2 separate regions of the Homo sapiens genome follow, and region 2 is linked to region 1. Evidence: read pairs that join two places in POLR2A ChIA-PET (ENCODE). Cell type or tissue: GM12878. All regions are shown on one strand. Links, peaks and the distances in the headings refer to the core of each region. The heading gives the core; the rest is flanking DNA.

Region 1 (4,384 bases), core at 251-4,250:
CAACTGATTGTGGCATTTCACCAGTGTCCATAGTTTTCTTCTCTGTTGGTTATTCCATTTATAGCTTTCCTCTCCTTTGTGTGTATTGGAAGGAAGAGCATAAGCAACTTTTTTTTTTTTTTTGACAGAGTCTTGCTCTCTCACCGAGGCTGGAGTGTAGTGGTACAATTTTGGCTCACTGCAACCTCCGCCTTCCGGATTCAAGCGATTCTCGTGCCTCAGCCTCCTGAGTAGCTGGGATTACAGACATGCATCACCACACCCGGCTCAGTTTTGTATTTTTAGTAGAGATGGGGTTTCACCATGTTGGCTAGGCTGGTCTCGAACTCCTGACCTCATGTGATCCGCCCACCTAATTTTGTGTTTTTAGTAGAGATGGGGTTTTGCCATGTTACCCAGGCTGGTCTCAAACTCCTGACCTCAAGGGATACACCCACCTTGGCCTCCCAAAGTGCTGGGATTACAGGTGTGAGCCACCGTGCCCGGCCAGGAACATTTACATGTCTCATTCACCTGGTCTGTAAGCGCCTTGAAAGTAGGAACCAAGTTTAATTTCCCTTGTAGTCCACTTCCTCGATTAAACTGCAGTTGATGGTTTACAAACGCAGTTGCTTATAAAGGCCAAAGGCAATGTAAACAAGTGAAGCTTGCCAAGTAGAAAGTTCCCTGGAAGCCATGTCCTGTGTAAAGAGGGCAGCTGCTACTTGGCTTTAAGCCAGTCGCAGGTCCACTGTTCTCTAATCTTCCCAGTTTTCAAGAGAAACCAGAAACAATTCCAACTAGTTTAGTATTTTAAGTACACAAATTGGGTCAGAGAAAATACATCTACAGGAAGCAAAACTAAATCCATTTCATGTTTCAAGATCTTTGCAGTGGATGGATGGATGGATGGATGGATGGATGGATGGATGGATGGATGGATGGATGGGTGGGTGGATGGGTGGATGGGTGGGTGGATGGCTGGGTGGATGGATGGATGCGCGAGTGAATGAGTGAATCTGGATCATTGCGGCTGCTCTCTGGTTGAAACTGGGGGAGTAGAGATACACTATCTACTATATGCCTGGCCGTGTGCAAGGGGCTTTATATACTTATGTCATTTGACCTTCATAACAACACCACAGAGTGGTTATCATTCTTATTTATCTCCATACTCATTTCACGGATAAAGAAACAGAGGCTTAGGAAGACTCAAGGTCACGCTGCTAGTTTTCTTTATTTAGAGCCCACCTAATTCCAAAAAAAAAAAGGATTTCAGATGGGCTCATGTGATTGAAGCTGGGTCCTGAACTTTGGATTTCAGATAGCTCTGTTACACAAAATCGCCACTACAAAGGGAATCAGGTTTTCAGAAGGTAGGTAAGGGGGAATGCCAACAGGTCAGGGAGTAGGTTTGATTTGTGAAAGGAAAATAAAAACTTGGGACCCCAATTCACTCTGTCGAAAGGAAAAAAGATAAGCCGAAAGCTGAGACATGCCAGAAGCTGCCTTTCCTTTTGTTCCTAAACAGATAGCTACAGGTAAAAGGTTAACTATCTCAACAGATAGCTATTCTATGTTCACCATATCTTATGTAAACTGCTGGATTTACTGAGCATGAGACAAATATATAATGGACTATTCCCCTACCTGCTCCTTTTCTCTTATAACATGTGGATTCAGTGATGTGACCATTCCCTCCCTCTTTCCCCGCTTTTCCCCTTTAAATACTGAAGCTCTCAAAATCATCTTTGGAGAAAGGCACAGACCACAGACTGTTCCTCTGATTCTGTATTTTTTTCTCCCCGGCATTGTCCTTAACCTTGGCAAAATAAACTTCTCAATTGATTGAGACCTGTCTCAGATACTTTTTGGGTTACAAATTGGCAACCCGTGAATGGCCTCTGAATGGAGGTGGCCCTGACCTCTGACAAATCTATCGTTGCTTGGTACTGGTTTGAGCTGTCTTTATTGCTCAAACCAACAGGACAGTTTTCTGGGTCCAGGAGCTCCCCCTTAAGAGAATGAGACCTGTCTCAGATACCTTTTGGTTTAGAGATTCCCTGAGCATCTTACTAAGCAAGTCATAGCTTCATGCTCCTCAAGGATCCCAGCCAACACTAAGGAGCTAAGACACAAGGGGGTCTCTTGCCATCTTGGTGTGTCCTTTCTATTTCCTCCTGTCTCCCTACTTACTCTCCTCTTGGAAGTCAAGATTTCTACCTATCAGCCTTGGGGCTCATTCCATCTTAATTCCTTTGTAAAGCCCAGTAGGAGGACAGAGACGCAGATACAGGAGCTGTTGGATGGAAAATGTTTTATTGGAGTTCCTGAGGCAGGAAAGAGTTATGGTAGGTTGAGAATCAGCGCTCACGCTAGCCCCCTCTTCCAGTGGAGGTCATGGTCACTGGGCATCAGGAGTTGCGCTCCTCAGTCCTTTCAGCTAGAGGGAGAGGGGTCAGGGTTAGATGGGGAACCCGTGGGTGCCCAGTATAGGATGGCATGGATGGAAAGGAATTTCTGCCTCGGTGTGAGTTCCCGTTCTCCTCTATATGTAGTAGCTAAGACCTCCCTTCAGTTTGGTGAGAAGGCTGATCCTCCTTTCCCTGTCCCCACTCTCTCTCCCATATCTTCTGCTTCTTCCCTTACCCCCAAGCTCCATACCCTCCTAATGCCCACACCTCTTACCTTAGGAAAGGCATCCCAGTTGAGGAAAGGAAGTTTCCTTTTGATAGACTAAAAGAAAGAAAGAGAAAGAGAGTGATGTGTTGCAGGTCAGCCGGGCATGGATGGGTAAGCATTCCCTTAATGAACTCCCACAGTAACCATAGTAACAATAATGTCATTATTTTGTCATTACTTTATCAAGAGCTAATATTTCCTGAGGCCTTAGTCTGTGTCTGCCTTGCACGGGCTGCTCTACAAGCATGATTTCAGTGGGTTTTTACAGCAACCTTTTGTGGTGGGAATTGTCATCATCCCCACATCACAGAGGAAGCGGAGGCCGAGGGAGCTGAAGGCGTTCGCATGAGGCCATGTGAGAAGTCAGTGCAGAGTCAGGAGACGCGGGCCCCAGCTCTGTCGCTGACTTTGCCTTCTAAGTGCGGGTGGGCCTCAGTTTTTCCATAGAGGATGAGGGGATTCAAATAAAATCTTGACCGATTAGCCTCTTCCTCTTCTGCAATTGTCCTTGGGGCCCTGCTCCTCCACCACCATCTTAGGAAAACACGGGTAGCCAGGACTGGCGCCGGGGGAAGCTTTCTTCCGTTGACAGCCCATTGGGCAGCATCCAGGCAGGACAGTCACTCCCTCCCAGAGATCAGGAACCAACCCATACATTTAAAGCCAAAATGTGTGGCCACTACCCTGGGATGACTGCAGACAACCGAGGAGGGCAAGGGGCGCCGGAGCACTCACCTCAAAGAGGGCGTGCCAGTTCAGGAACTCATCAGCCTTAAACGCCTGAGGAGGAAGAGAGACAGCAGAAGCAGGTCAGCTCCAGGGGAGGCCAGAGCTTAGCCCCCAGCCCTCTGGAGAAGGTGAAGGAACCGTGGCAGCTTTGCAAGCTCTCTACCAAGGCGTTTATCCCCTCTGTGATGAGGGTATTCGTGGGGGTAGCACCAGAGAAGCGTACTCACAGATCGCAATTTGTCGATGTTCAGGAACGGGGTGTTAAAGGCCTAGGCAGAAACGCAGGGTGTTAGGAAAGTTGCTAAGAAGCAAAAAGAGAGAGAGGACAGACTCGTGGCTGGAGGGCCGGGGAAAACAGACGGCTTACCTCGGGTCGTGACGCATAATTCTCAATGGTGCTTTCTTCCTGGAAAAGGAGAGGGAGAAAAGGCGGCAGGGGGTCACGTGATGCCAGGGCCCTTGCCCACATCCCTGTCTGCCAGCTCTGCCTTCATCCACAGCCCAGTCCCCGAAAGAACGCAACCCATTCCCCACCATGGTCTCCGTTCCAGTCGCGCACATGGTTGGCGGATGTGCAGGGTGAGGAGGGGGAATTGGAGAATGGTACATGTAAGCAGTGTCACCATGGGCAGCAGGCAGAAAGCCTGGAGCCGAGCATTCCTCTCCGGAAAAGCTAGCTAGTGCTGTCCTGCAGTTGACTTAAGTCTAAGAGGTGGGGTGTTCTGGAGACACCCACGCTCAGTCCGTATAGCTGGATGGGAAAGATTTGCGAGCAGGTGGGAGCCCAGCTGCTGAGGTGACCCGCCTGCCTCTCACTGATCGAGGTTGCTTTGCTTTGTGGATTTATTGCCACCACTGTTGGAGGTTCCATAATCCCCCTCCATGGGGACCCCACCCCAGGCCTCAGTGTGTCCCATCGTGTCTTCCCCATGACAGAGCCCAACACGGAGCCCGCAGGCTGGATCCAGATGCTTAGATCTCATAAAAATTTGGT
Region 2 (4,384 bases), core at 265-4,264, 150 kb before region 1:
GCAGAAAAGGGTGCAATTCCTGGGAGACAAGAATAAGAACTGCACACTGAGTATCCACCCGGTGCACCTCAATGACAGTGGTCAGCTGGGGCTGAGGATGGAGTCCAAGACTGAGAAATGGATGGAACGAATACACCTCAATGTCTCTGGTAAGGCCTTCGGGGAGCGGGTCCTCTGCTCTGGGCAGGGGTGAGTGGGAGGCAGGAAATACCTGACTCCTGGCACAGAGCTCACAAACCGAGCTTCCTGCAGAGCTCAGGCAGGGGACGCCAGCGGATGACGATGGCGATGCAGCAGCACTAGACAGAGCTGCGGGACCTCGGATGTCCCATCTGACCCTCAGTTCCTGCCCCTCTGGGACCTGGATTCCAAAGTTATCGGATCTCCTGATCTTTCCCTCTTTCTTTCTCACCATGTATTTTTCAGCTTTTGTGACAAACTCGTGTTTGGCCTTAGTACTGGAACCATCCAAGCACCGCATTCCTTTAGTGGGGTGGGTCTGCATGTAACCAGCCTCAGCTCTCCCCCAGGCTGGACCGCCCCCTTCAGACATTGGGGTCTGAAGCTGCATCGCTCACCCCAAACTTAGGGCTGCTCAGAGCTCCCTATAGAGGAAACTGGGTGTGGAACGGAGTAACCACACTCCCTAGGGCAGAGGCCCCAGACCTGTGTTTGATGGGTCAAATCCACCCCTACATGTGCAGTGCCATAACTGAGCCTGTGTTATAAAAATCATAAAATGTTTGTTTTACTTTTTTTCCTCTTCTTTTCCCCTTCCCCTTCCTTTCCCTTTTTATGAGACAGGGTCTCGCACTGTCATCACCCAGGCTGGAGTGCAGTGGCGCGATCTCAGCTCACTGCAGCCTTGATCTCCCGGGTTCAAGCAATCCTCCCACCTCCAAAGTAGCTAGGATCACAGGTGCATGCCACCATGCCCAGCTAACTTTTTAATTTGTTGTAGAAATGGGTCTTGCTATGTTGCCAGGCTGGTCTTGAACTCCTGGCCTCAAGCAATCCTCCTGCTTCAACCTCTCAAAGCATTAGGATTACAGGCATGAGTCACCGCACCCGGCCTGATCTTCTGATTTTTCAAGAGACGATGGAAATCTAGATTTTCCAGTGAAATCTCCCAGCATGTTAATGTTCATGGCAAGTTCTCATGAGCTCTTCAAGGTCAGATGACACTGTTGTTGAACCCCAAAGGCCAGGTTTGAGCTCCCGATGCGTAGTCAGCCAAACACTGACACCTCAGTGCTTAGAAGCTGAGATAGGATTATTTAATTTAGCCAAAGCAAGGGGACAGAAGAGAGAAACTCTCAAATCTGACCTGACTTTGAGCGTTAGTGGGGGCTTTTATGAGTAAAGTAGGTGTGCAGGAGGTGACCTCCCGATCGTCAAAGCTGTTGTGCCCCTCGGCTCATCAAATTTCTGGATGTCATCAAGGAGGTCTGTGTGACCTAAGGATCATTGTTCTTTGAAAGAGAGACAAGTTCATTTATCTTGCAGGCAGCTGCCAGGGAGTCAGGATGTAAGTTAAACAATTATGAGTGAATTAATGGTTACCTGCTACTGAAATGACCAAATGTAACTAATCATGCATGGAGGAAGGAAAGGACAAAGAGAAAAGAAAAGAAGTAAAACGAACATCTTATAATTTTTATAACATAGGTTCAGTTATAGCACTGCACATGTAGGGGTGGCTTTGACCCATCAAACACAGGTGTGGGGGGCCCCTGCCACAGGGAGTGTGGTCACTCCGTTCCACACCGTTTCCCGGATGGGCAGTTCTGAGCAGCCTTAAATTTGGGGTGAGCAATGCAACTTCAGACCCCGCTGTCTGAAGGAGGTGGTCCAGCCTTGGGGAGAGCTGAGGCTGGGTGCACACAGACCCACTCCACTAAAGGAATGCGGTGCGTGGATGGCTGCAATACTGAAGGAAGCCATGAAAGTAACACAAGTTTGTCAAAGCTGAAAAGTCCGTGAACTAAACTGATAAAATTCACTTAGAGGTGGTGGGAATAGGCCGGGCACGGTGGCTCACGCCTGTAATCCCAGAACTTTGGGAGGCCGAGGCAGGCGGATCACAAGGTCAGGAGATCGAGACCATCCTGACTAACACAGTGAAACCCTGTCTCTACTAAAAATGCAAAAAGTTAGCCAGGCGTGGTGGCAGGCGCCTGTAGTCCCAGCTACTCAGGAGGCTGAGGCAGGAGAATGGCGTGAACCCGGAAGGTGGAGCTTGCAGTGAGCTGAGATCACGCCACTACACTCCAGTCCGGGCGACAGAGCGAGACTCTGTCTCAAAAAAAAAAAAAAAAAAAAAAGAGGTGGTGAGGTGGTGGGAATAGAACTTTGCAATCATTCAGAAAGCAGACATCCGGCAATGAGCATGAAAGAAAAGTAGATCACAGTTCCCAAGGAGGCTTAGTGTGGTCAAGGCCTTTCAGAGGGGATTTCGGGTGAGCAAAAGTGATTCAAAGTGGAGAAAAGCAGGACTGCGTTGGGTGCAGTGGTTCCCGCCTGTAACCCCAGCACTTTGGGAGGCTGAGATCGGAGGATCGTTTGAGCCCAGGAGTTTGAGACCAGCCTGGGTAACATGGCAAGACCCTGTCTCTACAAAATGTTTAAAAAACTAGCTAGGTGTGGTGGCACATGCCTGTAGTCCCAGTTACTCAGGGGGCTGAGGTGAGAGGATTGCTTGAGCCTAGGAGGTTGAGGCTACAGTGAGCTAGGATTGCGCCACTGCACTCCAGCCTGGGTGACAAAGCAAGACCCTGTCTCTAAAGAAAAAAAGAGGCCGGGTGTGGTGGCTTACACCTGTAATCCCAGCACTTTGGGAGGCCAAGGCGGGAGGATCACTTGAGGTCAGGAGTTCAAGACCAGCCTGGCCAACATGGCGAAACCCTGTCTCTACTAGAAATACAGAAAAATTAGCTGGGTGTGGTGGTGGGCACCTGTAATCCCAGCTACTCGGGAGGCTGAGGCAGGAGGATCACTTGAACTGGGGAGGTAGAGGTTACAGCGAGCCAAGATCGCGCCACTGCACTCCAGCCTGGGTGACAGAGGGAAACTCCATCTCAAAAAAACAACAACACAACAACAACAACAATAACAACAAAAAAACAAAGCAGGACTGGAGAGAGGTGGAATGAAGTGGCAAGGGGTTCCTGAGGGGTGATTTGGGACAGGACATCTAAAGCCAGGTGTACGCTCACGTCCTCAGTCCCCCAGGCTCCTGCACGGGCTCTGTTCTTTTGCAGAAAGGCCTTTTCCACCTCATATCCAGCTCCCTCCAGAAATTCAAGAGTCCCAGGAAGTCACTCTGACCTGCTTGCTGAATTTCTCCTGCTATGGGTATCCGATCCAATTGCAGTGGCTCCTAGAGGGGGTTCCAATGAGGCAGGCTGCTGTCACCTCGACCTCCTTGACCATCAAGTCTGTCTTCACCCGGAGCGAGCTCAAGTTCTCCCCACAGTGGAGTCACCATGGGAAGATTGTGACCTGCCAGCTTCAGGATGCAGATGGGAAGTTCCTCTCCAATGACACGGTGCAGCTGAACGTGAAGCGTGAGTCTCCCCGGCATGCCTGTGGGAAGGGCAAGGTCTGTGTCACCTTCTCCCCAGCCCCGCAGGGGGCATGCACCCAGGGCAGGGGGAAGCCTGCACAGACGGCGGCATCCTCCAGCCCTGGTCACGCCGCCTTGTCAGCCCTGGTGTTTCGGGAAAAAGATTTGCTCTAGCCTAACAGAATAAAATGGTCCATCCTCAAGCCATGACATGAATTGGGGATTATCTGGTTAGGTCTTTTTGTTCCCCTCTTGGTGGGGATTTTTTTCGCATCATTATCTTGTGCCTCATTCATTCAATAAATACGTATCATGAACCTACTAGGTACCAGGCCTTATTACGGCTGCCAATGGGGGGCATGGGGCGGTGGGCAGGGTGCAGCAGTGAGCAAAACTCTTGCCCCACGCGGAGCCAGCGCTGCAGTGAAAGAGACAGACAACAAATGGATTACCAAAGAAATACAGAGCATGAGCCAAGACATTAGAATCTGGAACAAAGCAATGTTAACAAAGAAATATACAACACTATTGTAGGTAGTGATATGTGTGTTAGGAAAAAAATAAGGCCGAGAGAGGGGAGTGATGGAGAGAGACCTCTCTAAGAAGGTGAGCACTTAGGCCGGGTGCGGTGGCTCACGCCTGTAATCCTAGCACTTTGGAAGGCCGAGGCGGGGGGATCACAAGGTCAGGAGATCGAGACCATCCTGGCTAACATGGTGAAACCCCATCTCTAGTAAAAATACAAAAAATTAGCCAGGCATGATGGCAGGCGCCTGTAGTCCCAGCTACTTGGGAGGCCAAGGCAGGAGAATGACATGA

Evidence for each region. Peaks named below come from ENCODE experiments on the same cell type or tissue, not always from the same donor. Only the 100,000 strongest peaks of a DNase experiment are listed, where the experiment ranks them.
Region 2: POLR2A ChIA-PET joins it to region 1 with 7 read pairs; 2 of 35 experiments call an interaction of 5 or more read pairs at or near these places.

The regions. Positions count from the first base shown.
Region 1 is chr19:35,485,045-35,489,428 of GRCh38, forward strand. KRTDAP (keratinocyte differentiation associated protein) reads right to left here. Exons shown (of 6, transcript NM_207392.3): 2 at 3,758-3,796; 3 at 3,618-3,659; 4 at 3,397-3,441; 5 at 2,668-2,715; 6 at 2,280-2,422. The coding sequence ends at 2,384. Among named protein-coding and RNA genes, the nearest start is that of KRTDAP, 3.2 kb to the right of the region's middle. In GM12878, for the core only: no CTCF peak of the experiment used is centred there; no DNase peak of the experiment used is centred there; H3K27ac peaks cover 259 bases.
Region 2 is chr19:35,332,776-35,337,159 of GRCh38, forward strand. CD22 (CD22 molecule) reads left to right here. Exons shown (of 14, transcript NM_001771.4): 3 at 1-149; 4 at 3,261-3,566. Among named protein-coding and RNA genes, the nearest start is that of CD22, 5.8 kb to the left of the region's middle. RefSeq lists a silencer at 530-739. In GM12878, for the core only: no CTCF peak of the experiment used is centred there; a DNase peak (open chromatin) is centred at 2,396; H3K4me3 peaks cover 3,470 bases; H3K27ac peaks cover 3,385 bases.